Regions from separate parts of the Homo sapiens genome. Here region 2 is linked to region 1. A link is a loop called in an ENCODE intact Hi-C map of the cell type or tissue named here. Cell type or tissue: ovary. All regions are shown on one strand. Links, peaks and the distances in the headings refer to the core of each region. The heading gives the core; the rest is flanking DNA. Region 1 overlaps SPR (sepiapterin reductase). Region 2 has its middle 44 kb from the start of RAB11FIP5.

Region 1 (2,905 bases), core at 115-2,614:
GCAGCAGTTGGCCCGGGAGACCTCCGTGGACCCAGACATGCGAAAAGGGCTGCAGGAGCTGAAGGCAAAGGGGAAGCTGGTGGATTGCAAGGTGTCAGCCCAGAAACTGCTGAGCTTACTGGAAAAGGACGAGTTCAAGTCTGGAGCCCACGTGGACTTCTATGACAAATAAGCCCATGTTTTTGGCTTCCTGAACCTTTTTGCCCCCACTTTTAGACATACCCCAGAGCCCTGTGGCTCCCCACACCCTGCCATAGGGGCAGTCCTGCCTTACACATAGAAGCATTCATGCCTGCTGCCCTGCCCTCAGGCACAGCCAGCTGTGAGCTCCCAGGTCATTGGCCTTACCAGTTGTCAGGAGTCTGTGCTGTGCACCCTGGGTTATAAGGAGGCTTAGGAGAGAGGTTATGGGTATTGGTGTCTCTATCCCCAGGAATAGAACTTAAGGGGTGGGAAGAACAGGAAAAGAAGCTGGAACACAGAAGAGAGGAGGTTGTGTCTCTTGCTCATAGCAAGCCTGTGGGTAGAGGAAAGAGTGATCTGGTGTCGAATAGGAGGACCCATGTAGATTCGCAGATGGCCTGGATGGGAGGAAGGGCAGACGGTACATGTCCCAGCCCACATAGATGCCCCTTGCTGAGGGTAGCAGGACCTTCTGTTGAACTTTGTGTCCTCACTCTGATGTCTCCTTCCTTCAGAATCTACCACCCCTCCCCCAGGCTGGGAGAAGGGGCTCCTGGGTGTCTGTATACACGCCAAAGGCAGATACAAATAAAATACAGATTGTCCTTTCTTCATGCTTGCTTTCTCCTCTGATACAGGGCCTATGACTGACTGCCTGGTTCACTGGGCCCAAGGCCATTCCCAAGGCAGTTAACCCAAAAGTGAGGTGTTGTCCTTATTTCCTAGGGAGCTTTCCGGGGGCCATCTGCCTCCAGTCATCAGGCCCCACTCAGTGGCAAGCCCAGGTGCAAAGTTGCCCACAATCGGCATGCCTGCTTTTTTGTGCTGTTGCCCACGCTGACCCCAGCCTTGATAGCCCTTTTCTCACCCTGGGCTATTCAGAATACCCATCTTTTAGGGCCCAGCTTACAGCCTGCCCTCCACATGGCCCTAAAGCCTGGGTCCTTTCCCCAACTCTGTGGATTGCCAATTCCACCCCCTGTCCACGTGGCAATGCTGTGAATGGATGCCAGCTGCTATTGGCCCTTTTGGCATTGTCCATCTGGCCCATGGTCCAGGTCGTCAGTGGGGTGGGCTTAGGACCAGCATGCCTTTGGGGGAGATGGGCAAGATTCCAAGAAAGGGAAGCTCTGAGAAATCAGGGCTGCAACCAAGCCAATCCTTGTGCAGGTTGGTAGACATAGGCTGGGCTGCGAGCTCCACGGCAGTGGTGGTCTGCAGCCAGCACCCTGGCCCCTGGCCATATTTGGGAGAAGGAAGCGTGGTCCCCTGCCCGCTGACTCCAGGACTCAGCCTGCCTCTGAGTGTGCAGAAGGGAACTCCTCCTTGTGCTCAGCAGAGGGCGCATGGAGGCCGCGCCTTTTGCTGAAGGGCAGGCCCTAGGCTGAAGCTGGCAGTGCCCTGCCTGCTCCCCTAGGAGGGAATGGGCGAACTTTTACCTGGTCCAGCAGATGCCTTGCCCTCATGCCCCCATCGAAGTAGAAATCACTGGGCTCAGGTTCCTGCTCTGCCACAGCTGGTAACCCAGGGCAAGTTTCTTCTCTGTGCCTCAGTTTCCTTATCTGAAAAATGTGGATTATAATGGCACCTACCCTGAAGGGTTATTTTGAACATTAAGTGACCTAATGTTTGTAAATGTTCAGCACAGTGCTAGCATTGTGGTAAATGCCCTGTAGATGCTAATATTATTTATTGCCTTTAAATATCAAGATCCAGCTCATCCTGGAACTCTGCTGGAAGCCTCCTCTCCTCTAGACAGTTCAGACATCCTCCCCTGCCTGACTTGAGGCAAAAACTCTCACTGTACTGCCCCTATTCAGCCTCCTGGAGGTGAGGGTGGGGTCTGGTCTGGATACCTTGTCTTGGATTTACAGGAAAATGTGTGAACTTTGGAGTCAGGAACCTTCAGTCCCACTACCTTGTCTATGACAGAGATGCTGTGGGGTGTTGGGCAGAGCCCTGCTCTCTCTCTGGGCTTCAGTTTCCTTAGAGCAGTGAACTCCAAGATTCTTTCCTGGACACCTTCGTCTGAGGTGTTTCCAGTGTGGTGAGGCCATGGATTATGGCAGCCTGGGCTGCCTTTCATGACGTGGTGGGTGGTGGGTAGGTTTCCTCACCAGGCCCCTTGCTCCTGTGGGAGTGTGAGGGTGGGCAGTGCCAGTCCAGCTCCTTGTGGATGATCATCGGGGTTGACTCTGTACCTCCCCTCTAGGCTGGTTGGCCAGGGGCTTAGTGAGGAGTACCGCTTGTCCCCACGAGGTGGCGAGGCCCTCCCATGCCTGACATTTGTCTTCTCTGAGCCCAGAGATGTAAGAGCTTCGGAAGTGCTCTCTTGGGCTATCTCTCCCTGCAGCCCAGGATTCTGGACTCTCGGGCCCCCAGGGAATTGGGGAGATCAGAGATGGGCAGCATCACTCTTCCTGTCAGGTCCCGAGGCCTCTTCAGTGACCCACAGTCTCTGCCCTCAGGGATTTCCCAGACCTTGCTCCCAGCCCTGGACTCAGCCTCCCCAGGTCCACCCACACTGAGGCATGGAGGCTTTTGTGGCGGCCTCCAGGCCATAAGCAGCCACCCTCCAGGGGCTAACCATCTGTGTTCCCCAACCGCATGACCTGGCCTTGGCCACCGCACACATGAGCACACGTGAGTGCACACACACAAATACATGCCTGCACATGCCCAGGGCCCAGCTGCTGGAGCGAGCAGGGCCATAGATGAGCTA
Region 2 (2,905 bases), core at 103-2,602, 260 kb after region 1:
TTCCAAACAGAAATCAAAAAGAAATTCAACTTATACTCCACTAGAACACACTTTTCAAGACCCATTTGATTTCCCTCTCCCAGTTCTCTTTTACCCTAGAGCTCTTCTGGAAACCCTCATACTTAAGCCCCAATGCAGGGACCCCGCCCCACCCCACATGGACTTCCTTTCTCTAACTACCCCGTCAACACACCTGTTTATATTGTATAGATAAACTTCGTTTTTCTGGCTGAAGGCCCCACCTTCCCTCCAGCCTCTTAATTTTGTCTGTTTTCCCACTCTGGACCATACATGATAAAAGATCCTGGGACCAGATTGGCAAAGTTTCTTTAGAGGGCGGGCAAGTGGACACATTTTTTTTTTTTTTTTTTTTTTTAAGACGGTGTCTTGCTATGTCACCCAGGCTGGAGTGCAGTGGTGCCATCTCGGCTCACTGCAACCTCTGCCTCCCAGGTTCAAGTGATACTCCTGCCTCAGCCTCCTGAGTAGCTGGGACTACAGGTGTCCGCCACCACACCCAGCTAATTTTTGTATTTTTAGTAGATACGGGGTTTTGCCATGTTTGCCAGGCTGGTCTCTAATTCCTGACCTCAAGTGATCCACCCACCTTGGCCTCCCAAAGTGCTGGGATTACAGGCGTGAGCCATCACGCCCGGCTTCATCCACTTTTAGACTCTCCTGCCCCTTGCATTCACCACACGCTCCCTTGGGTTCTCTCCCACCTCTCTGGTATATACACCCCCAGTCCCTCCCATGCTGATGCTCCCCAGTGCTTCTGCCTTGGACCTGCCTTTATCCCGAAACCTGGGAACTCTCAGCCACTTCATAGCTTGCATGGTTGCACACAAAATGATTATCCCAAATCTGCATATTTAACCCCAACCTTTCCCCAGAGCTCCAGAATTATTTATCAATTGCCAGTACACATCTCCTACAGGATGTCCTCAGGACCTCACGTTCCACAAAACCCTACTCACTTTCCCTGACCGCCACCACACGGCCCCTCTTCTGTATTCCTATCCGAGTTCTGGATGTCATCCAGGAGACAAAGGTGGAAGTCAGCTCCCCAGGCCCTCACAGTTGCTCCCCACATGCAATGGCTTATCAGAACTTTCCCATCACATCCAAACTCCTATCCCGGCTCCATCCCCGCTGTCACGGTCTTTGTACAACACTGATTGCCTCCTACCAGGTCTCATGCTCCAGCCTCCTGCCTGGTCTCCTGACTGGGGCTTGCAGTCTTCTGGCGCTACCCCTCTGTTCCGCTGCCACTGGAACGTGCGCCCCCAAGTCCCCACCAGGCAACTTCCGCAGGGCGCAGTGATGAACCGAGGGCGCCCTCTGCTGCTGTCCCAGAACTCCCACTCCAGTGAGCAGCTCGGCTCCCGGAGGCGCTGCCAGATCAGGGTTCTGACTTCCTTCTCTCCAAGAAATCAGGTCGCTTGGCTCCAGCCAGGAAGGCCGCCCCCATTGCGGGCTGCGAGCAGTGAGAAAGTCGGTCATCATTCCTTTCCCAGACCCAGGTCAACCTCACTGCCCCCACTGATCCACAAGACGCACGGCCCTCCCTCCCCTAGCTCACAGCCTGAGGGGTACCTCCCGAAAGCAGAAGACCCCCACGCCCCTGGGCTCAGTCAGACTGAGCCAGTGTGAGGGGGGTGCAGCCTGCCGGACCTGGACTCTGGGAGTGGACAGCTGTCACCTGTCCTTCGGGTGCTTAGAAAGAGTTGCTCCTTCGGATGCAGCCCTGAGGACGTGCAACTCAAAAGGCGCTCTTCCTCCTGGATGGAAGGGGGAACGCCTGGGGGACAGCGTGAAGTCCCGCAGCGCGACGCCCTGAAAGCAGCCTGGATTTCATTCTCCCGTAGCATCTTATTTTATTTTATTTTATTTTTTGACGGAGTCTTGCTCTATCGCCCAGGCTGGAGTGCAGTTGCGCAATCTGGGCTCACTGCAACCTCCACCTCCCGGGTTCACACCATTCTCCTGCCTCAGCCTCCCGAGTAGCTGGGACTACAGGCGCCGGCCACCGCGCCCGGCTAATTTTTTTGTAGCTTTAGTAGAGACGGGGTTTCACCGTGTTAGCCAGGATGGTCTCGATCTCCTGACCTCGGGATCCACCTACCTCGGCCTCCCAAAGTGCTGGGATTACAGGCGAGAGCCACCGCGCCCGGCCTCCCGTAGCATCTCATTAAGGTGTCCTGGGTTCACACCTCTGCCGCTTCTAAAATGGATCCCATAGCCTCATGGAGAGATAAACAAGTAACAAACGCGAAGATGGTGGAAGGAGGCCAACAGACTCCTTTTAGAAGATAAAGTCATCTGGATGTGGTGGTTGATTAAAGTCACTAAATAAATGTTAATATTTATTGACTGCTCCTGAGTGCCAGGCTCTGTGTGGAGTCTGAGGAAGAGGGGGGAGTCTCCCCCAAGCTTCTAGCCTGAGAAACTGATGGGAACAGGGAAGAACAGATTGAGTGAGGCTAGGGGTGTGCGATGATGGGTCCTGCGTGGGACAAGCTGAGTGTGTGGGGTGTTTCCCAGCGAGGGGCTCATTAGGTGGCTGCTATTCAGGTTAGCACTAGGGGGGACAGCAGGGAGCTGATGGGATCTGTTGGGAGCCCTCGACAGACAGAGGTCACTGAAGCCATGGGGGTGAGCCAGCCCCCAGAGAGGGAGTGTAGAGTGAGGAGAGGACAACAGAGCCAAACCTGAAGGTCACTGGCTCTGAAGCACAGGAGCCCACAGAGGAGCAGTTAGACAGGTAGGGAGAGAGTGTGTGACCTGGAAACCCAGAGACAGTGCTTCAGGAAGGAGCAATGGCATGGCGTCCTTGAGTAATAAGGGACCTGAGAAGTGTCTGTTACCTTAGCCACAAGGAGATCAGGAGAACACTTCTGCTCAA

What was found. A loop is a pair of places that touch in the nucleus more often than their neighbours do. Peaks named below come from ENCODE experiments on the same cell type or tissue, not always from the same donor. Only the 100,000 strongest peaks of a DNase experiment are listed, where the experiment ranks them.
Region 2: it touches region 1 in a loop (6-fold over the local background); 82 of 110 quality-filtered maps call a loop at or near these places.

What each region holds. Positions count from the first base shown.
Region 1 is chr2:72,891,366-72,894,270 of GRCh38, forward strand. SPR (sepiapterin reductase) reads left to right here. Exons shown (of 3, transcript NM_003124.5): 3 at 1-793. The coding sequence ends at 172. Among named protein-coding and RNA genes, the nearest start is that of SPR, 5.4 kb to the left of the region's middle. RefSeq lists enhancers at 815-1,316, 2,154-2,243, 2,644-2,905. In ovary, for the core only: a CTCF peak has its summit at 1,534 (motif pointing right); a DNase peak (open chromatin) is centred at 1,531.
Region 2 is chr2:73,155,449-73,158,353 of GRCh38, forward strand. No RefSeq gene overlaps it. Among named protein-coding and RNA genes, the nearest start is that of RAB11FIP5, 44 kb to the left of the region's middle. In ovary, for the core only: no CTCF peak of the experiment used is centred there; a DNase peak (open chromatin) is centred at 1,413.